Linked DNA regions of Homo sapiens: regions 1 and 2 are each linked to region 3. The links are chromatin loops, found by intact Hi-C in ENCODE. Cell type or tissue: endothelial cell of umbilical vein. All regions are shown on one strand.

Region 1 (8,000 bases), 590 kb before region 3:
CTTAAGGAAACTGAATATTCTTATTTACTAAAAATGTATCTATAAGTACAAGCGGTTTATATAGAATTTGGAACAGGTACCTCATAAAAGTGTGACAAACATCAGTTTGATTCCAAGAGAAGTCAAAAACGTCTTGTTGGATTCACAATATGGCTAATTAATAATATAAAGTGAGTTTAGGTCCTGGAAATAGGAGAACCAGCATAGTAAATTAAGAGTCTGGTATATGGTTACTCCCATTAAATTGCTCAATAGCAAATATCTCTTGGTGAAACTATCAAGTAACTAAATAGTTGCTTGTTTAAGGTTCAGTGGTTATTTGCCCATACTGAGCAGTGTCCTGTTGACCTGTTTTTTGTTTCCGTTTTTTTCTTCCGTTAAATCATGAGACCTCAGGTCATGATTTAACGGAAGGTCAGCTGTTTTTCTCACAACTTTCCATTTTATTTCTTGAGATTTTTCCTAACCTAAGATAGAGATACCTCCCCCGATACTCCCTATTGTTTCAAAGCACCCACCTCCCATTTTATAGAACCCGCTGTTACTCATTAAGAAATAGGCAGCAAACATGATACCTGATAACCTATGCAGACGTTATCAAGGTTCTGGAATCTTGGGAAGATTCTGAACAACTATCCTTGTACTTTAGTTTTCACCTTCCTTGATGGTCTGTACCTGGAAGTTCTGATATCCCTTCTTACCACCCACATTCACTTATTAAAGAAAAATGCAATTTTTGTTTCAGAAAACTACTTCTCCCTATACTCTCAGCACTAACTCTTTCCTGAACACCTCACTAGATGGCAAGAAGAGAAGAGTGGCCTTTTGACATAACCATCCTCCTCCCTTCCAAACCTCTCTGACATTCCTCTGTTCCTGGCTCAGTGTTCTCATACCACCACAAGCCCTTTCTGGGCTATGCAGAAATGTTTGCTTAAATACCTCAGGGCTGCTGCTACACGAGGAAAGAATAAAAGTGATATATTTGTGTGATACATCACAGTTCAAAATGTTACCACACACTCTTTCATTTCATTTGATCCTCCTCCTAAAAGCTGACTTTATAAACATGAGAACTGAGGTTGAGACAGCTTAAAATAAGAAAAACCTACATTCAAACTGTCAATGCCCTGTGCTCTGCCACATGACACTCTACAATACTGCTTTAGTGAAGCTGATTTCAGCTAGGTATTAGTGGAGCACGATCTGAATCAATACACACAGGTACTGGTGACTGACACTAGTACTCACAGGCATTTGCATTTTTAAAAGAAGATGTTTTATAGCTTAAGTAGTCTTCCATTTGGTATAATTTTAGGTATTACAATGAGATTGTAATTCGTAAGTTACATAAGTAAAAAAACAGATGTATATTAAAAAAAAATAATGGTCCCATACCCCTAGGCCAAAGATATGCCTATACAAATAGCTTCAAAAGAAGCTAATGTGAGAGAGAAAATTGGTAGAACTGGGTCCAGTAATGTAACATATGGTGAAAGGCATACTGTAAAGATGAAAGTGTTCATTGACTCTTATTTTGAATTACATTTTTAGCTCTAAGTAAAGCATTATTGTGATCTCAAATTTTATTGGGTTTTTCCCTCCAACCAAACTTAAAATTTTACACACATATCAAACATTTTCTTATGGTTTACTCTTCACTGTACTCAAATGCTTAGCTAAATTAATAATACCATAGAGCTTGATCATGTCATTCCAACCTCTGATGAAACCTGTGTGTCACAATTGTACACAACAAGCAAACAAATTCAGGGCAAGTGTACACACTCCTCCACATACATACATCTGTGCACAGATTCTCTCATCATACGTACATACACACATACACCCATACACACTATAGTTGTCAACCAACTAAATTGCGGAAGGCACATATCTGACATGGCCATCATCAAGATTACTGTAGTTTAAGTTACTATCTCTTGACACTATTTGCCTTAGCTATAGTAAGGTCACAAAGGCATTGATTCCAAAATTCTTCTCTGAGGTTGAAACATGCCCACAAACTGTCTCCTAATAAAATATTTCAAAGAGACAACGTAGTTTGGTGGAAGAAAAAGGTAGTCAATTAGAAATCTTCAATTCTAGTTCCCACTCTATCACTAACTAAAATTAAACATGTTTATGAAACACTGAACTACAGGTAAGAAGTCTATGGGCTAAAAAATATTTTAAACAATCATCCCAGTCCTAAAACAGCACACAAGACACCTGGACAGACAAACCAAGACTTAAAAAGTTAAACAATAAAATTCTTAAGAACTTCGAGATGGTAAGTGGTAAATGTTACTAGCCAATAACATTTGAAAAAGAAAAAAAGACCACTTAATCGTTTCTATAAAATTTCAGAGCACAGAGGATTTACTTTAGATTGAGATGATTTACAAATGTTGACTGGGATAAAATACAATTTCACCTTGATCTTGAAAAATTCATAAGAACTGAACAGCAGGAATAGATACATTTTTTACACGTATATAGTGCTTTGTAATTTCCATTGTATTTTCCTGCACACTTTTTCAACCTTCCCAATAATACGATGTGAACGATATCATTTATCACTCTCATTTTACCAATGGAAAAACTGGAGTTACAAGTGGTTGAATGGCTTATTCAAAACCTCAAAGCATACGTTCATTCATTGACTGTAATTATTTGAACAGCTAGGAAATGCCAGGCACTGCTGCAGGCACTGGGAATACAGCAGTGAATAAAGCAAAGACCCCCTCCTCATGGAGCTAATATTGAATAATACAAAATACAACATAAACTGAATCTTCGATGGGCAGGAAATAGGGACAAGGATATAGCAGACAACCGGAACATTAAGAAAAAAAGCTTTGGAGCTAGAAAGTCCATGATACATAATAAATCGTACAGTAGTTTCGCCACCACTGCGGTTGAAGTGGGTTTAGAGAAAGTTTGGAGGCATTGTGAGGCCTCTAAATGGCTACAAAGTTTGGACTTGATGCAGTATACACTAAAAGGAACAATATGATTTAAGCAATACTTTTTAAATAATGTAATTTACATTATTAATAGTGTGTTAATTACAATAACAATTGATGACTTACTACAGGCCAGGTGCTCTCCTGAACACTTCGTGTTAACTTACATAATTAGTACTATTTTTAGTTCCACTTATCCATGATGAAACTAAGGCACAAAGAGGTTTAGCAACTTGGACAAAACTAGACAAATAACAGGGCCAAGAAATGAACTGACTTTTTTGTCCAGAATCCAAGATCTTAACCATTCTGCCTACATACGAGGCACAAAAACAGCTGACAGGTAAGGAAGAGACTAAAAACAAGACGACCAATTTCTTGTCAATTACAGTAACCTTGGCCTGAAATATTATGGATATAAATTTGGTAGCTGTGGAAATTCAAAGACAAAAACAAACATATGGGAAAGGATAAAGGAAAGAATAAATTGGCTTTATTAAATAACTAAATTTTTAAAATAACTGCAAGTTCAAGTCTGGGAGACTAGGAGAAGGTGCTCCTAACCAACAAAAACAAGGATGTCAATGGAAGAAGCCAACTTGAAACTAACCAACAAAAACAAGGATGTCAATGGAGGAAGCCAACTTCAAACTGAGTAGTTTTGATCTGCATGAGATGTTATCAGCATCCTAGGGAGGAAATGCAGAAATGGACTCAGGAACTAAATCAGCTACAGACATCGTGTTCTATAACCTCTTCCTGGGTAGGATATTTCCTCTTTTGAAAGATGATGAGTTTAATCCACATGACTGTTGAGGTCTTGTTTGGATCCATGATTCTACAATTTTGTAATTCTATAAGCGGAGAGTAATCTTGAAAATTCTGAGCTAAAATTTCATGACCAAGGTAATTCATTTGTTCTTCAGGAGCTTCTGCATTTATTTCTGAAACCTTCTCCAAACTTCTTCTATGTGCTTTTGTGCTTTTATAACATCAACTCCCATGAACCAAAGTAAGACTTTTTGAAGGAAAAACAAAAACACATCATATCCTGATTTGTTTTTCTTTTAATTGTGGCTTTAAAATAGGTACTTTAGCTTGCGATGGAAATCTTACTGATAAAATGAGGGCTAAGAAATGAAATAAATCAGGACCTTTAAAAAAAAAAAAGCTGTTTAACTTAATTTAGCATTCTCCTTCTCCAGAAAACACAATATACTTCATAGATTGTCCAACTACAGACTGAATAAGTTACACACTTCATCACCACCAGCCATTAATCTTTCAGCCAGCAAACAGGTAGGCGGGAAGAAGTCTAAATTTAAAAATAAATTTAAAAGAGGAGTTTTTATAAATGCAAGGAATTTCCTTTAGCCCTTACTAGAAGATGCACAAAAGCACAGGGAAATATATGCAAACTCTGGCTTTATTCTCCATGCCTGAGTCTGTGAGTTGTAACAAAAAACATAGCAAAAATTATTTTCAAATAAAGTAGAACAAAATACTTCATCCTGTTCAGGAAGTAGCTCCTGTGAGCTGGTTTCTAGGTAACTGTGGACCCACTAGAGGGCAACAGAGTGTTCAGAAAGCAATTTGGCTTAAGAATAAAGAGCCTGGCTTTAGGTCACTAGTTCATGCAGCATTGCGCAAACCAGTCTCCATTTTAAAATCATGTTACATCTCCAAATGCTCCTTATGTTACCAAATAATATGTTCTGATAAAAGGATTCTCATTTCCAGTTTAATCATACTGGCATTTTCATTTCGCAAATAATAACAATATATTAATCCAAATGTTCTGTCATATTCAATATCTTCTTATAAAACTATTTTACCAATTTAATAACTTCATTCATATCAGTTTTGTTTAAAAAGCAGTTAAAATATACAGTAAAATAGTTTATTTGATGTTTAAATACCTAAAAACATCTAATGGTAACATCAAAACACCTACATTAAAAATACTGTAATAGCACTACCATAGTATCATTAATATAACAGCATTTGAGTTCTCAGTATATGCTATACTATACTTAAAATTTTATATAGTTTACCTACCTAGTTTTCCTACACCAACCCTGTAAGAACATTATATTCATTTTACAAATGGGGAAACCAAGACCAGAGAGATGAAGAAGCTTGCCCAAGGACTGATAACTAATAGGAGATAAAACTGAACTGAAATTATAACATTTGAATACCAGATATCACATGTGATCCAGTGGGCAATTCACTTGGAAGCCCTGAAAACCACTGGCATCTCTCCAAACTAGCCCCCTAGGATAGGCAAAATTTAGTCAAGAACAGAGGCATCTTTCCATGTTACTTTACTACATAATACAGTATTACTTTTGTACAGTTAATGAAACCATGGCAGTAATTGACTTTATATAATAGATGTGATAGACTGCCATGTTTTCATGTTATATTGCAGTTGTCTTCTTCAACCCAGCCAAAAATTAATAATGGCAATTACCAAAGAAAATAATCATTTTAAAAAGCTTAATACTCAGAAGCTCTCATGCTCACTTAAAAGGAAGGAAGCATTAAGCTTTGCAGTGGTTTACTAAGCATCAGTCTTCAGACTTCTTAGGGCCTTTACATACTGCAGCGAGAAACTGATAAGTGAACAAGGCTGTTTGTCTGTGACTTTGAAATAATTTCTACACTATAGACGATAACAGCATAATTAGATATTTAAAGATCAAGTCTCAAAGAGTGAAGGCTCACCCAATAAACTGAGGATCATTTGTGATGGACTTTGGGAGGAAGGCAAAGAACAAGGAACCCATCTGAAGTACAAAGCATTTATCTCATCCTGCAGGATCTCAATGCCCAGTCAATATGAAATTTGAGAAGACTAACATCACTTTAAAAGTTAAAATGGGAAAAGAGGCAGTGTATGTATTAGTGTCCTATTGCTGCTGTAGCAAGTCACCACAAATGCAATGGCTTAAAACATCACAAATTTATTATCTGACAGTTAAGAAATCTGAAACAAGTCTCACTGGGCTAAAATCAAGGTATCAGCAGGACTGTGTTCTCTCTGGAGGCTTTAGGGGAGAATCCATTCCCTTACTGATTCCAATGTCAGAGGCCAGCTACATTCTTCGCTGGTGGCACCTTCTCCATCTTCACAGCTGGCATTGGCTGGGTGTGTCTTTCTCACATTTATCTCTCTAATACTCTCCTGCCTTCTTCTTTCATTTATAAGGATGCTTGTGACTACATTGGGTCCATCCAAATAATCCAGAATAATCTCTCCATTTTAAGATCCTTAAGCACATCTGCAAAGACGCTGTGTCATGTAACATTCATATTCACAGGTTGTAGAGATTAGGGAGTAGACATTTTTGAGGCGCCATTACTCTGCCTACTGAAAACAGCACAGTCTATAGTTGGTGCAAAAAAGTAGTTACTGTAATACAAACTTGTTTTTCTTTGTAATTGCATATGGTGGTTAGACTTCAAGTGCAGTCTAAAGCGTCCAACTGAAATTAAACTGTATCTAAATCAAATAATCTGGGTCCTAGAGAAAAGAGGATGCAAAAGAAAGCAACAGAGGTAGAGCTGACAAGCCTTTACAATAAACTAGATGCAGGCTATAGGCAAACAGGGTTGAAATATATTAAATATGTATGGCATATTAATTCTGAATTAATTTATAAATAAATTGTATACTCAACTGTTTTGTTATACTCAACAGTTTGGTCTATTACCAACCTTTTCTTAGCAATGGTGGTGACTACGTAAAAGCAAAATTCATGTTAATTTATGACTGATGAATTTTCGTAATAGAAATTATAGATACAAGCGCCAAACTGCTTGACACATCAGAGAAGAAAAGAAATAAGATTACAGAAATTTAAATTCTAGGTTCCAGAGTCTGATTGTGCCATTTACTACCTGTGTGATCTTGGGCAAGTTACTTACAATTTCTGTGATTATTCTGGAAATTAAAAATAGGGATAACACTAGCTCTTGTCTTCAGGATTGCTTTAAAATAACGTAGAATAAATAAGGGCCAAAGACATTCTGGGCCATTGCTAGTCATCAATGATTAGGTTGTTACTATTGGGTGAACTAAGTTGGTAGCCTTTAGCAACCAGAGAGGAGACATGAGTGTAAAATTACAATTCTTAGATATTTATCCCAAAGAACTCGAATCATCAGACTGATAGACAAACTGAAGAATCTTGAGAATAACTGTCACAACCAGATAATTATTAAGTTTCAGCACAACATTTTATACAAATAGTTATCATAAGATGCAATATTCCAAAGCTGTTCCAATAATATTTTGACACATATAGGCTAGAAGTAGTGTAACACAGTGGAGACTTGGTCCCCGTGGAAGCTGTACTAGGAAAGCAAGTTTAAAAAACCAAAGCTCCCAAGCAGATACCATGTATGCGCCAAGCACTATGTTGGCCAAAGGAATAATAGAAGTAAGACCACAGACAAACCACTTTAGGCACAAGTTTTAAAAGTCATTTCTTAAGAACACTGGCTGAACTTTGTTAGAGCCTTCTCTAATTTGAAGTACAATATCATTTAACCTCTAGTTTCTACCTTTACTGAAGTGTATGGGATGGTGTTACCATACACTAAATGGCCCAGCCTCCCCTGCTTTCTAAGTTTCTGTTTTTCCTGCCTGATATGCTGCAATAGACCAACAGTTCCTTAATGCCACTTCTCACCTGGAGTGAGAGTCTTTCCTAGGAGGTGAGATATTTTGGGGTTAGCACAATGATTATGTGCATCTATCCGTGCCTCTTTGGACTTGTTCTCTATCCACATTTTAAATGCCAAAGATTATTAGGTAGCCAATTTGCAAACAGGTGAACTGTTATTTTGTCTAAGCTCAATACCGCCTCAAAGGATCCTGAGTGAGACTGATATGTCATTAAGCATCCACAAAGCATCACTTATAGTTACTTCTTAATCTAAACTGCCAAAAAGTAAGGTAAAATGAAATTTGGCAGGGCCTTCTTTCCACAATAGACATATGGACTATAAAGAAATCTTAAG
Region 2 (8,000 bases), 1.8 Mb before region 3:
TTGGGGGATGGGGTTGTGGGGAGTCAGAAACACTGAGGTTTAATCTCAGTTTGGAAATCGCATGGATGTCCGGGGAGGAGAGGCCAGTTGGAAAACTAAAACTGGCAATTGAAATTCATTGGGCAACTTGAGTGAGTTCTGATCAGAGTAGAATTACCTGCGTTGTGAAAAATCAAAGAATGCCAGGAAAAAAGAAAGCACAGATGAGATAAATAAATCAGCATTAGCCCTCTTCTGGGAAGACTTGCTAGGGTATTAATAACCTGCTTGAGCTTTTGATTTTTGTGACTGTCTCCAAAATGAACGATCTGTTCACTGTGGGATGAGGATGTGCCAAATCGAGTTCACCAATTCACCCCAGATAAGTGGCTCTGTCTACACCTCAAGGCTCTCAAGTCTGGGTGTACCTTTCAATTCCTTGAACTTTCTGCAGTTTTGGGATAAAGGAGGTGACTGCAGTGCCTCCTGGGAGTACAAGGAGGATCTTCCACAGCTATCAACTGCTATCAACTGTGTCAACAGGGCATTTATTTCTCAAGGCTGGGTCTCGAAGAGAGCTGTAAATATTTGAAACGGGAAGGCGATAGGAAAAAAATGAAGCATTTAAACCAGCCATCTTTGTTAGACTAACAGGCGGCTGTGATTGCCTCTTCAAGGTGACCTTTGGACACAGGTTTATGGAAGTGTGGAGAAATTCCCGGGCGCCTGGCAGTGCCAGTTCCTGTGTGTGCATGGCTTGTTGGCGGCAATTACTGAGCGCGGGAAAGGGATTGCATTATTAATATATGAATTATTAATTATTATAATTGCATTTGTCATTTATTGAGCACCAGCCATGCACTAGAAGCTGAGCAGACCTTAAGAGTCCCTGCCCAGTGGGGGGTGACTGAGGTAATTACATTTGAAATAGCTGCAGTCACAGGCTCACTGTACAACTGGTGGCATATACTAAGTGCATGGTATAGCTCCTGTTCTTTTACTCTGTCTAGAGCCATATATCCTCATATGCTTTTTCTAATTTGTTTGTGTAAAGATGGGGGACAAGCTATTTGTCAAGATGAAAAATGCTGCATCAAGTTATTTTAATTAGTATTTATTATATCTTCCTACTGGCAATAAGAGACCAAATGAGAAAATGCTTCCACGACAAAACACATGCAATCCTTTTTTTTCTGGCCAGCCACCTCTTGAATGAGGGCTGAGGGGTCAGAAGGGGAATCCACACAAGGGTGGGGGGACAAACCCTGCTCTGTCGGGAAACCACCTCTGGGCTCACCTAAGTCATGGGTATCCTATTTGCCTGGCACAGGCAGCACATCCTAAGAGTTAATGTTAATATTTAACTGTTAATGCGTAGAGTCCAAGGCTAGGCACGGTGGCTCACGCCTGTAATCCCAGCACTTTGGGAAGCCAGGGTGGGCAGATCACTTTAGTCCTGGAGTTCAAGACCAGCCTGGGCAACATAGTGAGACCCTGTCTGTGAAAATAAAAAATATATAAATTAAAAAATCAAAACAACAAAATACGTAGAGTCCTACATGTTAAGACTGAAAACAATTTTAGAAATCACCTTGCTCAACCATCTCATTTTGCAGATTTGGAAACAGGCTCAAAATGTCACACAATCTGCCTGAGGTTATGCATTCAAAGCTGAGCTCGGGCTACAACTGGAGCAGGTCAATCCATTGGTCAGGACCTCACTGCTCGACAATGGTGTTTACTCTCTTTAGAGAAGGAGCTAGTATAGAATTGGATTCATGAATTGGAGAGGAGAAGAATCAAGTTCAAGTCATGTGGGTCACTTGTAAGAGTTTTCCATGCAGACACTGTGGGTGGTTCTTTTCCCTGTTTGCTCTTTGTTCGTCTGAGAAAAAGGTGCCATCAGTCATATCATTCATTACATACAATGATTCTCCAGTCTTCAGATGCAGTAATATCATTCATTACACACAATGAATCTCTTCAGATTCTTCCTGAGGGGTTCCTACCTTCCTATCCTAGGTTCAGTCTAGGGAAGGGGTTGTGAGGGTCTGAAAGTCACTGCCCCACCCGAGTCTCATCTATCCATCAAGAAGAGCAGGTTTCCCACCCATCGTATCAGGAAGATGGTCAGGGGCCATTGTTGTCAGGGCTCCAGAGTGTGACTTCATCACCTGCCACTTTGGCAGTGTTTCCAAAAGGTTCAGAGAAGCACAGGGGGACTGAGCCGCATCTTGGTCTGAACCTCTGTACATCATTTGGGGCTTCCCAATCGCATAACACTGCCAGCTTGAGACCTCACAGGATACATCTGTCTTTTTGTCCAGGCATGGTGGAGATGGTCGTCTGTGCGCTTTACCTCCTCACCTTCCTGATGAGGCCAGGCTGTCCTTATAGTGATTTGGAAGAAGGACTGCAAAACAACCATCTCTAGCTGAGGGCTTTTCTTTTCCTGAAATTTTCGCAACATAGATGCTGTATGTTCCTATTAGTCTTAATAAGCACTCTGCTGGGGATGGTGGACAGCCTCTTGGGTGAACATTTGCTTATTGCCTCTTCCTAAAGGGCCGTAGTGGGGCATATTAATAAAACATATGCCGCCTTCAGTAAATGGGATCTTTATTTACAATGGGAATTAAAACATGGGGATATTACCTATAGCAGGCCTTCACCATTTGTTTCTATGCATTTCTGAGAACACTCCACATATGTTTCTAGATTCTTCATCTTCCAGGTGAAGAAAAGTCATGAAATCTCTGCATTAAACTGCTCATGTAACCTGGAAATGATTATGTTGGAGTTTCAGATCCAAATCCAAGCCTCCAGTTTCTTTGCACTTCAGTACTATTTTTTCTTTTCTCCTAGCTAGACTTGAAAATATTAGCTTGCTGGACCACCAGATATGTCTGCCATTTTGAATGTCTACTTCTTTATTCATATTGTAACCAATGCCAGCTAAGACTGTCCTTACACAGTTGTATAAATGACCACATTCCCATCTACTTTGTAAATGCTTTGGCATTCAGAATGCATATGCATTTTATTGTATTTCCCTGTATTACGGCTTTTCCACTGGGAGATTAAGAGGCTAATTCAGAGACATGTGATTACAGGAAGATGTGTGAGGAAGGCAACAGGGATCCTATTCTATAAGGTCCGCTGGGCCCAAACAAGGAATCCATATGTTTCCATTTCCCTAATAGGCAGAGAAAATAAAAAACAAAGAGGCCTAGAGACACGCACCTGCACAAGCAACCGAGCAGAAGTAACCTATAAACACATGAAAAGCAGCTCTCCAACAATTCCATCTGCATTTTATTGAAAGAAATCTTTGAAAAGGAGAGAGAGAAGGTACAATTTACAAGAACCATGGTATAAATCCTGCCACAGTGCCAATTGCTAAAAGCACTGGAGCCTGGGAAGGAGGGAGAAATCCATTCATTCATTGCCCCCAGAAAATAGGCATCCAGGCTGTGGCATACCTCATGCACCCCGTGGGATTTACACCTCTGACTGGCTGATTGCATGAATCACCTTGGATTGATTGCTTCTATATAGAATGTTTCTTTATAGTGTATATGCCTTCTCATCGCAGCTCAGCTCAATTCCATTCTGCTGAGCCTCTTCGGGACACTTTCCATGAGAGATGCAGGAGAAGGTAATGTTGTGTTTGTTGGTTTCTCTGGTACATTTCAGGACTGATTTACTCTTATGCCGGGTGCAGAGCGAAATTCCATCATTCCCACATCAGGTGAATCCTAAATCAAGCAGCCCCATCCCCATTTCTACAAAGGACCATGCACTTTTCTCTTTCTGTATTGTTATTACCCTTTAAAAACTCCCTCATGGACATGCATATGTCTTTTCCCTTTCCTTTCCTCTCGCTTCTCCCTTTTTTCATGGGAAAATAATTTTGTCCATCGGATATATCACTCAGCATGTCTGGTATTAATGCTTAAGGCGGCTGCTTTCAAGGTTGATGTTTGCTTCTCTTTAAGTTTTTTATTAGCTCTCCCTGAGACACTGGGTTTCTCTTCCAGGGCTGTCCATCTGTCTCAGCCTTTTAAGGGTTTTGGTCACTCTTGTAGTTGTTATTTTTCCCCGCTGTTGTCCTCATTCCCGGTGCTCAGGCCACAGAAGATCTCTTTGGAAAACCTTTCAGATCATCGGAACTGGCCACACTAGACTGAAGATTTGAGAGACGCACAACTTGAGAATGTTCCAGGGTCTCTCGGACAGAAGCACCACGGAGCAAACACCGGGAGCCCAGCTCCTGTCGCTGGCAGCGCTCCTTGGCGTGTGTTCATGTTGCTGGCGGGCACTAGGTGGCGCTCCAGGCTCGCTCACGGGAGGGAGGATGCCCGGCTGTCTCGAGAAGCGGCCCCGGACCGGGAGGGACCCTGCCCGACCCCTCCACCCACGCGGGAAGTCGCGTAGCCCACACAGCCCTCTGGGTGTCTCTCGGGCTACCGTGTTTCCACCCTTCTCTCAGACTCTCACCCCTGTAGACCTGTCAGGGATGAGCCTCCAGGATTGTGGAGGGCATGGGCTGGGGCTGGCCTGAAGGATTTAAACAAATGTTGGTCTTCCCCCAAGGCCTGAAATCTCTTCAGTTCATTTCTTAACATTAGTGTGGAATACTCTATCCCGGTTACTTATTTTTACCACGAAGAGGAGGTTTCTATGAAAGAAAGAAAGAAAGGGAAGGAAGGGAAGGAAGGAAGGGAAGGAAGGGACTTACTTAAGAGCCCGTGGGAGGCAGCTATGGGAAGATGACGTGAGCCTGTTTTCTAAAGTAAGAGAGTGTGCAGGTTGCTTAATCTCCTTGGCTCTCTGGACCTCAGCTTTTCTCTGTAAAATGGGAACGATAACGCTGCTGTGAAGATCAAATCAGACTCAATGTCCTTGAGGTCTCTCTCTCTTTTCAACAGGGTCTTACATTCTGCCGCCCAGGCTGGAGTGCAGTGGTGTGATCACGGCTCACTGCAGCCTTGACCTCCTGGGCTCCAGCGATCGTCCCACCTCAGCCTCCCAAGTGGCCTACCAACTAGCAAATTTTTGTATTTTTGGTAGAGATGGGGTTTCATCATGTTGCACAGGCTGATCTCAAACTCCTGGGCTCAAGCGATCCGTTCGCCTCGGGCTCCCAAAGTGCTAGGATTACAGGCGTGAGCCACCGCGCCCGGCCCCCTTTGTTTTCATGCCATCAGTCTCTCCTGGTTTTTATTCTCTTTCTCAGGCTTTTAAAACGTCTCCTTTGTGGATTTTTTTTCCCTTTCTACTTTTTCTTAAACGTGGGTGTTTCCTGGGTTTTAGCCATACCAATTTATTCTTTTGCTGTGGTGCTTGTTTTAAATAACCCCGTGTGCTTTCTCTGGAGAACATTGACTACCAGGTGTCAGCTTCCCCTGCTGGTTCCTAGATCCCGGCCCACTTCCCGCCTCTGTCCAGGGCTCTGGATCCAGAGGTCAGCCGCCCACGGCGCCATTCCACAGAGTCCTCCCGGGAGTATTTCAAGCTCAGCATGCTCTGACCTGAGTTGGTGCAGTTTTCTTCTCCATTGCCCTGCTCCTGAATTTCCTACCTCACCCATGATACCATTTGCTACCAGGCTTCCAAGGCAGACCCAGGGCGCCACCCTTGCCTCCTTCTCCTCCTTTATTCCTCACAGCCAGTAGGGAATACAGTCAATACAGAGCTTTCCATCTGTACCCCTTCCCCACCTCCCCACAGCCCCCCAGGTGGGCACCCCCCACCTGCTTTCCTTGCCTCCAGGCTCCTCCCTCTGCCATCCTTCCATCCCGTCCCCAAATGCAGTCAGAAAGAACTTGCTAAATCAGCTGGGTGTGGTGGCATGCACCTGTAATCCCAGCTACTCGGGAGGCTGGGGCAGGAGAATCACTTGAGCTGGGAGGCAGAAGTTGCAGTGAGAAGAGATCACACCACTGCACTCCAGTCTGGGTGACAGAGCAAGACTCAATCTAAAAAAAAAAAAAAAGAACTTGCTAAATGTGGATGTGATGGTGTCACTCCTCTGCTTCTCATCCTGTTGTGATTTTTGTGAAGAAAACCAATCACAAGTCTTATAAGCTCTAACCCCTGTGGCTGTCATCCCGCTCCCCCAGGCCCAGGAGCTCGCTCTCTTCTCCTAGAATCACAACTGGGCCCCCAAGAATCTTCCTCAGCTGACCTCTCTCCCTGCCTGGGTGTGGAGTGGGGCTCTTCTGTCGTTGTGTCCATCACGCTGCATTGTAACTTTCCTAGCCGTGGCCTCGCTGTGTTTTCCCTGTTCTTCCTCCCAGCATGGGGGCTCCATAGGGCAGAGCTCCGAGGTCTTCCTGGCACACAGTACATGCTCAGGGGTGTCAGCTGGAGGCACACTGAGTGACTGAGGGCACTGGACTCTGCCCACTAGCTTCACTGGGTTCAGTGAGAATGGAAGCGTGTTGTCGGGTGGAATATCTGATGTGGGGAAGAGAAAGGTGAGTTAGACGCAGAACCTGCCCTCAGTGAAGACACATCCTGAAAACTGCATTGATGCAGCTTCATTCAGGTTTTCAGATCCCACCGAAGAGCCATGCCACATTATCCACCTCCCTATCCACTTCTGCACAAGTCTTTCCCATGGCTGGAAGCTATTGAGGGGCCCTTCCGTTTCTTCGGGCTCAGCCTTGGGTCTGGAAGGACTCAAGCACTGCCCGTAGGCACACAGACTCAGGGTTTGCAGGCCGAGTGAATGGGCCTTCCAGACTCTGGAAGGCATCTCTGGCTGTGAAGAACTTCCTCTCACCCCGCTCCCTAGATGCTTAAAGTCTCGATCACATTCCATTAGAGCTGTTTGGAGTTGATTTTCTGGCAATGTCTCCCAAGTGGCAGGGTATCATCTATAGCTCATGACTTTTTTTATGCTCAGGTTCATTTAATCATAGCCAAGGGTCTCCTAGTTCATCAGGATCAATATCCTGACAGGATGCAATCCATCAGCTTGGGCAGCATGCCAAGGGGTGGGCTCTGAGCATCCTGGTGCCTAGGGTGGTCCTGGCTGTGCCAGGCAGAAGCCCGTGTGGCCTCCCTATGCCTCAGTCAGCAGGGCCCGCCATGCTGGTGAGGAGCCAGACATGCCTTAAAGTGGTGCCCGGTCCCCAAGGCCCATGGGACCTTGGATGCCTTCCATGGTGTACCTGCTGGGTGAGATGTGTCCCTTCCAGGATGCTGTGTATGGAATCAGAGATGTGAGGCTTGAAGAGCTCAGCACCCTTGGGTCATCTCGCCTTCCCTCCCACCAGGCAGAGCATTCCCCAGAGTGTCTTTCCATCTTTCCTCAGCTCTGTCCAGCACAGTTATAGGAGTCTCATGTGACTGAGTTTCAGCCACTTTCCTTGAGGGAAAAATTCCACACTCATACACAGTTGGTGGTCTCAGAAAACGTGCAGCATCATATGATGGATGATGTGGGGGCAGAGAGCATTCCCTGGTTGAGTACTTTGCTGTTCAAAAGAAAAAAAAAGACCTTAACTGTCTCTCTCTCTTTTCATTTTTTTTTTCTGTTTAAAAATTAAACAGGTTATGGCCAGGTGCAGTGGCTCATGCCCGTAATCCCAGCACTTTGGGAGGCTGAGGTGGGCAGATCACCTGAGGTCAGGAGTTCAAGATCAGCCTGGCCAACATGGTGAAACCCTCTCTCTACCAAAAAATAGAAAAATTAGCAGAGCATGGTGGCACACACCTGTAGTCCCAGCTACTAGGGAGGTTGAGGTGGGAGAATTGCTTGAACCTGGGAGGTAGAGGTTGCAGTGAGCCAAGATCACACCACTGCACTCCAGCCTCACTCAACAGAGTGAGGCCCTGTCTCAAAAACCTCACAAGTTAAATTGCCTGAACAAGTGCTGGTTCATGTCTAAATATCATAGCCTTTAGAGTCCCTCTCTGGCCTTGATTCTCCTCCACACTTAGGTCTTCTGCAATTTCAAGTCCTTTTCTTAGAGTGCCTTCCTGAATCCTTTACATGCTGGATTTTTGTG
Region 3 (8,000 bases):
CTACTTTGAGTTAACATCCTCCAATCTGGTTTTTGTCATACACGAGTAATTTTAGTTCCAAATACTGGTATGATGTCATTATTTAACACCTTTTTATCTAAGGATATTGGCGTGTCTTGCAAAAGAGTATGTTGCTGCTTTGTCCTCTATTTAGAAAACAAACATTGAGAAACTAAGAGAGACCACTCCACTATTCCAAAATCACACCATACACATAGTTGGAGATAGGAAGAAAGCCCGGATTTCTTATTCAATTTCATCAGAAAAGGAGACGTCTTCCCAGAACACTGGCAACTCTGGAATCCCCCTGAAACCCAAAGAAGAAAAATGTCCCCCTACTTCCTCATGAACCAAATGTTCCACCAAGCTTTACTTAGAATTAGTTATTTCACTCCAAACCCGGTCTGCTTTTTGCTGAATATTTTCTCAAAACTAAAGCCAGTCAACAGAGTTCTCTCTGGTGTGAAGCAAAACAAAAACAATCCAAAGTTTTTATGTTGTCACCAGACAAAAATTTGCTAAGAACAAGCAGAAATGAGGAGTTAATGGATCCCATATGTGGCCACTAACATAGGTTTATGAGATTTTCCAAGAGATTTCTGAAGATTCCTATAGCACAAAGGAAGATCAAACAGCCACTTTCCTGTCAAACAGGGCAAAAAATGCTCCATCCATAGTTCCCCCTGCATTTATTTTGGTAAACCTGGAAAGAAAAGGTGGCTGCAATATCTGCCTTACAGGGAGCTGACCACAACATGTGGTATACTGGAGCAGGAAAGAAGGTCCTTAAAGACGTCACCTGTGTCCTCACAGCACAAGCAGACCTGCCCTTAGAGCCCACTGCTTGGTATGAGATGTAGCCTCTGGGGGAGGGCTGAGCAACGGAGAGGGAGAGCTGGACAATTTTCTTCATCCGGGAAAATTGCACACACACAAAAATAGCTGCTTTCTTCAAATGTCAATCAGCTCCTTCAAGTTTCAAGCTTCACTGAGGGGTCAGAAGAGGCATTTCCTCTACACATATTTCAGTATCACATCGGGACGTTCAGCCACACACAGCTTCCGGCACGGGGGCTGTGGTTGTGTTGGAGTTAACCACACAGGGCACAGGGTGAGGGAGTTGTCGTTGTTGTTCTTGTTTCTGTTGTTGTGATGGAGGCGGGGCAGCTGGTGGGGTTAAAACGGTTTCCATTATTATTATTTTCTTTCCCCCTTTGTGTGCTATGAACTCTGAACTAGACAAATGAGAACTATCTCCCCTGTTATTAGTAGAATGTCTTCTGTGAGCAAATTCCAACCACTAGAATGTCCGTGTGAACTGCAAAGGCAACCACAACAGTTTTGGAAACTGGGGATGATTGTGGGGCTCCTGGACCGCTGCCCTCCGCCCTGCAGCAGGGAAACAGAACACCCTAGACAGGTGGGGAAGGAGTGGATGGGGGTGAGTCTGCAGGAGAGGAAGCCTGGCCGAAATGTGCTTTTGGATAAAATGTCCCGATTAACCAAGAGCACACAAAATGTGCAGACTGGCAGCACAAGGCCTTAAGCACCCGCAAAGCACGCTGAGTCTTTGGGCTGCTCTGTGACAGGGAGATGTGTTTACCCCAGACAAGTTCACCAGTCCGACAGCCGCCTGAGGCCAGTTGGAGAGGAGGTTGAAATGTTCCACAGTGTGAAGAGTCAGCGCGATCTGTAGAGATAATGGAGCATTCGGTTTGACATCCAAAACTGGTGTATCCAGGAGGAGCGGGATTCTTGCTGGGAGGAGAGACAGTAATTGTTTTTAGCAAGACAGATAAGACATTCCGGTTTCTGTAGATTCCTCCCCAACCAGGAAACAACTGCCTCCAATGTCAGTGCTAAATATTGAAATCAAGGTGTGCAAATGCCTCAGCTTCTCTCCACCGCCTGCTGCATGATTACTTTCAAATAAGAATGTCCTTCCTTCTTAATTTTACACTTAGATAGGTAAAAACATCATCAATTTTAGCAGACTGTTTAGTTTTAATCTGATCAAAACAATCATTCACTAAGAACCTTCTAAGAGATTATAGGAAACATTAATTGTGTAGCTGGACTGGGATACGACTGGAGGGAGGCTTGTAAATAAATCCTAGGACTTGAGTCCAAGAAATATAAAAGGAGAGAGAACACAGAAGCTAGTGCAGATAGATGCCTGATGTCTCCTTTTAGGTGAGAGCATAGAAACATGTAGAGCTTGTTTCCTCTGAGGTTAGATACCGTTTAGTCCTTCCTTGGGTATTCCCATTTACGGCTGTGGTCAAGTGAATCAGCCACAGACGTTACTATTACTTAAAAAGAAAACCATTTTCTCTACATTGGTGCTAGTTCCAAATTGTGTCTGTGTGATCGTCCCTCCCTCAGCCATCTCATTTCCAGGGCTGACAAATATTTAGCCTACATAAATACACATTTGGGGAGATCCTACGCCATTTCTCCCTCCTCGTGACCCAACTCGTATTCTTCAAAACATCAAACAAAACAATTCGCAGAATAAAGTTGCCTTCCGAAAGAGGGATTTCCCCCTCCAGTTTCCCTCCCACTTCCACTAGGTCAGTCTGTCTTTCTTCCCTCCTACTCTCCTATACCCCTTCACCCTCCCCAGCAAACTCTGGAAAAACAGTAGTAACTAACATTTGTGCCTTTGGCAATAAAACCACAGGCCTCACAAACCCCAAATGGCAAAAAGACATTTCCATTCCAATCCCAGTTTTAAATTAAACTGTAATGAAAAATCAGCAGTGGCAGCTGGGACCAGAGACACTGATTGTCTCTAGGAACAAAAAGGAGGGGAACAGAGGGGGAGAGGAAAAAGAAAAGAGACTGCAAGGAAGCCTCGCTCTGGTAATAAAGCAGCTGGTAAACCTTCAAGTAAAAAGAAATTAGAAAAACAAATCTAGTGCAGAGACAAGCAAAGATGGCTGTTTTCCTCTACAATCACAGTGAGGCAGACCACAAATCACCCTCCACTTTATGAATGGACAGGAGGGGGTGGGGTGGGAGGGAAGATGAGTGGGCCTGTGCTGACACCTGGAGGAAGATTAGGGAAATTCTCGGGGGGTTGGTCCCACCCCCACATTCCGTGAATGAGTGGGGATTTTGGCTTTCTCAGTGGTCATAGTCAATACTGAGGCTACAAGGAAAAATAAGAAGACCTCATTGCCTTCTTAAAAAATATTTTTAATTGATAAATAATAATTGTACATATTTTTGGTGTACATGTGATACTTTCATACATGTATACAATGTGTAATGATCAAATCAGGGCATTTAGGATATCTAAACCTTAAATTTTTATCATTTCTTTGTGTTGAGAACATTTTAAAACTTCTTTTCTAGGTATTACAAAATATACACTATTTTATTCTTTATCAGAAAAAAAATGCATTGAAGAAACCATTTGACTTCAACATGAGGGTTAGAACAATTCATGTAGCTAAACTGAACCCAACTGCGCAGGCTTAACTTTGATTTTAAAAAATACATGGCACAGGTATCTTCATCAGACATGAGAAAAGAATACAGCATTTGAGTATTTCATTCTATAGTCTTTAAAGCTTGCAAGATTCTGCAGATCTTTCAGCATATAATTTATAAATATTTTCTGATTGGTGGTGATCAGAAATCTAGAAAAAAACCTGTACTAACCTATAAGGACCAAAGATGCTTCCAAGAGGGGAAGCAGTTAAGGATCAAGATAGTGAGTGGACTTAGAGGTAACAGGTAAGAATTAGAGACTGGAAAACCAATAATCCTAAACCTTATTTTGTTCCCAGACCTCTTTAAGAACCTGATAAAATTAGTAAACCCTCTTCTGAAAAAAAAAAAAAAAAAAAAAAAAGATGTACCTAGGAAGACTGCAATCCACCCTTGATGAAAACTATTCGGATCCCAACCCAAGAAGAAATTCAGAGAAAATATAAAATGTATGATGGCCTATTTAGAGGTCAAATGAGATTTCTTTATAAAAGGAAAATTGTTGTGATTAAAAATACACAAGATCTGTACCGAATAAACAGCCTCTTCAGAGTATGCCCTTGTGATTGTGACTTTGTCTGGAAACTTGGCAGATACTGGGGAGACTCTGAAGAGGGTCATCAGCACCAAATGGCAATGCCAAATGAATTTACTATTTAAGTAATAGCCAGGTACGGTGGCTCGTCTCTGTAATGACAGGACTTTGGGAGGCTGAGATGAGAGGATCACTTGAGGCCAGGAGTTCGAGAACAGCTGGGCAACATAGCGAGACCCAGTCTCTGATTAAATCTATAAGAAATTAAAATTATTTATTTTAACTAACCAGATGTTGTCTGTCAAGCACCTCGCATATAGAGCTGAGTGTGAGGACAGTAAGGCTCTGGATGACCCTTTGGATGGACAGTAAGTTCATTAACTCTGTCCTAGTCACTGTGAGCCTGGCTGACATTTATCGACTTTCCTAATAAGAGCTATTGATTTGTTACTAGTATTTTTTAAAAAAAATTTAGATTTGGCTGTTATATTCTGGTCCTTTTTGCTAAACTCTTTGTTTAGCAAAACAAACAAAACAAAACAAATGGCTTTGGAGGCCGGGCAGTGGCTCATGCCTGTAATGCCAGCACTTTGGGAGGCTGAGATGAGAGGATCATTTGAGGTCAGGAGTTCGAGACCAACCTGACCAACCTGGTGAAATCCCGTCTCTATTAAAAATACAAAAATTAGTGGGGTGTTGTGGTACATGCCTGTAATCCCAGCTACTCGGGAGGCCAAGGCACAAGAATCGCTTGAATCTGGGAGGTGGAGGTTATAGTGAGCTGAGATCGTGCCACTGAACTCCAGCCTGGGCAACAGAACAAGATTCTGTTTCAAAAAACAAACAAATAGCTTTGGAAGACTGGGTGAATGAAAGTGTCTTCAGCCCCACCCTTTTGATGTAGTTAATTAGTTCATTCTCGCATATTCTACTCATCTCCTACTTTCTCTTCTTACCTCCTTTTTACCACTTGAGTTTTGATCTCTATATTATCATTAGAAGATGATGAGGGAAAAACAGAGAGAAGAAATCCTCAACTTCCTTAGAAGGGTTGGTTGCAGAAGAAAGTTGTAAAACTTCACAGAAACAACTATAAGGCTTAAATCAGGAAAACTGAAAAAATAAAAAGAATAATTTATTTCATTGTGATGGCAATGCTGTGGGGTTTTTCCACACCAGATTTAGCCATGTGCTGTGATATATGTCAAAGCTTATTTCTACCTGTTTCACTGAATAGCATTCAAGTATGCTTTTGCATAATATAGCGTCTTCCTAGTAAATGAGTACTGTGCAGGATCAAGCACTTTTATTTATAACTTTTTCTTTATGGCTTTCTGAGCTGTAACTAAAAATACCTGAAGAATGTTTTAAGACCTTTGCTCCTCCCCAGTCTCTGATTTTTGTGGTTGTTTTTTTTTAAATTTAGGGTTTGAGCAACTAAACCAAAACATCACATGAATCAAAGGTTTCTCTTTACCTTTACATTTCCCAAACATTAAATAAATCCTAATTTTCTCAGCTCCCAGTCTGTGAGAAATTGTTTACACACACAGTATAAAGAATGCAATCAGGCCCTTTCGTGGTGGTAGAGATGGGGAAGGCATTTAAACCTACAGAAGATAAATCCTCTATTGCTGAAGCCACATGGTGGTAGATGAAATATGAATTAGGGAGTCAGGCAGAATTGTATTCTAATCTCTGATTTGCTGTATACAGGGCTTGAATTTTTGCTAAGTTCCTTAACTTCTTTGAGCTCGTGTTTCCTTATCAACTGGGGAGAATATTAACTTACCAAAATGTGCTCAGTATTTTATTAATATCTGTTTTCCTCCCTAGAATGTAAGTTTTCCGGGGCAGGGACATGTCTGACTAATTCACTGTTGGGCTCCACAATCTGGCCAGGGTAGGTGTTCCTCACGTATGTGTTGAATAAAGATTGCACATTTTGTGGCATTTAATGGCATATAGCAAATTTTACTTTAAGTTATAATTTAACCTTATTATAGCTAACATTCATAGAGCCATTTTCAATATTTTGGACACTCTGCTAAGGACTTGACATATATTTAGTTTTTCACCGAAATCCAATGAGTTACCACTTCCGTGTTATAGAGGAGGAACTGAAGATTTAAACCCACATGTCTGGCTCCAAAGTCTTTACCCATAACACTCCATTACTGTCATGGCGGCAGGCAGTGTGGGGGGCAGTGGGGAAGAAGGATTCATCAAAGTAAACGGTAAATGTTGGAGATGAAAAAGAATCAGAGCCCCTCACTGGTCTTTTCACAGCGTTAACGGAAGGCAGCCCTATAAACAGTCAGTCCTACTTGTTTCCCACCCAAAGCCCAGAGAAGGCTGAATGAAGACAAAGGCAAAATTGTGACACAGGGAATTTTCCTCTCAAGACCCTCCTCACTCCAGCAACCTCCAGCTCCAGCCTTGCCAAGGGTCTTCCTGTTCACTTTGAGTCAACTCCGAGAACCCTCTGGAACCACTGATCTCTGTTTCTGAGAGAGTATGACCCTACGCTGCTTTTGAAAGATGAATAATTTCCCCAAATGAATATCAACTTAGAAACAAAATCATTCTGAGAAATTAACCTCTGAAGGTTGTAACTTAGCTGCACTTTCTTTCATTTTCTCTTTTTTCCCCAAAAAATTTCCACTAGAGAAGAAGCACTGTTCTTAATTAAAGTTACTGTCAGAGACCACAAATGGCTTTTTATAATGGCTTCTAAACCTGAAACACCATGGGATACACCTTTATATTATTTCTGAATTATAGCAAAGGGACTGAAATCTTTTCTCATAGTGTGAAAGTTTAAATAATATTATGTTTACTAATGCACTGTGTCCAAAACCAATAGAGACCACAGTGGTTATGTAGAATTCAAACACATAAAATCCATACATCTGTGGGAAGTAGTAGCACATGCTGTACTTTAAAAATATAACCCTGTATGCATATGATAGTTCAGTCTTACATCAGTTCCCAGTGATCTTCCCCATAGAAGGATTTATTAGCAGTGTTTCTCAAGGTGTGTTCTGGGTCTGACCTGCATTAGAATTATCTGCACTGGAGTCACCTAAGTGCTGGTTAAACACACAGATTCCTGAGCCCCACTGAAATACAACAAAATTAGAAACTCTAGGGTAGGAACTTGGAATCCTCATATTTGAAAAATATCCTTCAATGACTTTTAATTCATGCCAAAAAGTCTGACAACCACTGATATATAGCATAGTGTACTTAAGAGCACAGACTTTGGAATCAGCCAGCTTTGGGTTTAAACCTCAGTTGCCTCATCTATCGAATGATGGGTATCATACCTACCTTCTCAGTCTGTTGTTGGGATTAAGCGAGAGAATACATGAGGGGCAGAGCCAAGCATGTGATGGTGTAAGTATGGGAGTGTCTCCTCTCTGCCTTCCTGAGAGGCTTCTGTATACTGCTGCTTGGCTCCGGGTTCAACTGAGTGAATTAAGGGCAAGGAGCTACATAGGGAGGAAAACAATACCCAAAAAGTGGGAGAAGATGTGAAAGACTAAGTAGTGGTCCCATAGGGACTGAAATTTGGGGGCGGGGAGTGGCATGGGTGCAATGGTGGAGACAGAGCGACTGAGGGAAAGTATGGAGCTTTAGGAAGAGAAATGGGTAAAGAAGAATTTTTTAGGAGTCTTTTCATTGTGTTATAAAATTTCCCCTTTGCAACGTTTTCAAAATGTTTGCAAAATAAGAGACATTTTTCCAAAGCAGTAGGAGTCAAATTTGAATTTTAGTTGCATTATCATCCAAAGACAAGCTCTAACCCTGGAAGGTCCAGATTAGAAGATGATAGATAGATAGATAGATAGATAGATAGATAGATAGATAGATAGATAACTTAATACAAAGCCTAACAGGTACCCACTCATCAAAATACTAGACTTATCTCTAACTGATGCAATTATTCTATGATGTCCTACTA

What was found. Hi-C counts contacts between places; a loop is a spot of excess contacts. Peaks named below come from ENCODE experiments on the same cell type or tissue, not always from the same donor. Only the 100,000 strongest peaks of a DNase experiment are listed, where the experiment ranks them.
Region 1: it touches region 3 in a loop (10-fold over the local background); 9 of 110 quality-filtered maps call a loop at or near these places.
Region 2: it touches region 3 in a loop (12-fold over the local background); 7 of 110 quality-filtered maps call a loop at or near these places.

What each region holds. Positions count from the first base shown.
Region 1 is chr2:204,688,641-204,696,640 of GRCh38, reverse strand. The region is part of intron 2 of PARD3B (par-3 family cell polarity regulator beta); the gene reads right to left. Among named protein-coding and RNA genes, the nearest start is that of PARD3B, 150 kb to the right of the region's middle. In endothelial cell of umbilical vein, a CTCF peak has its summit at 4,527 (motif pointing right); a DNase peak (open chromatin) is centred at 4,560; H3K27ac peaks cover 402 bases.
Region 2 is chr2:205,922,322-205,930,321 of GRCh38, reverse strand. No RefSeq gene overlaps it. Among named protein-coding and RNA genes, the nearest start is that of INO80D-AS1, 160 kb to the left of the region's middle. In endothelial cell of umbilical vein, a CTCF peak has its summit at 4,302 (motif pointing right); a DNase peak (open chromatin) is centred at 4,321; H3K27ac peaks cover 612 bases; H3K27me3 peaks cover 245 bases.
Region 3 is chr2:204,103,497-204,111,496 of GRCh38, reverse strand. No RefSeq gene overlaps it. Among named protein-coding and RNA genes, the nearest start is that of ICOS, 170 kb to the right of the region's middle. In endothelial cell of umbilical vein, a CTCF peak has its summit at 3,063 (motif pointing left); DNase peaks (open chromatin) are centred at 1,046, 1,736, 2,126 and 2,986; H3K27ac peaks cover 2,982 bases.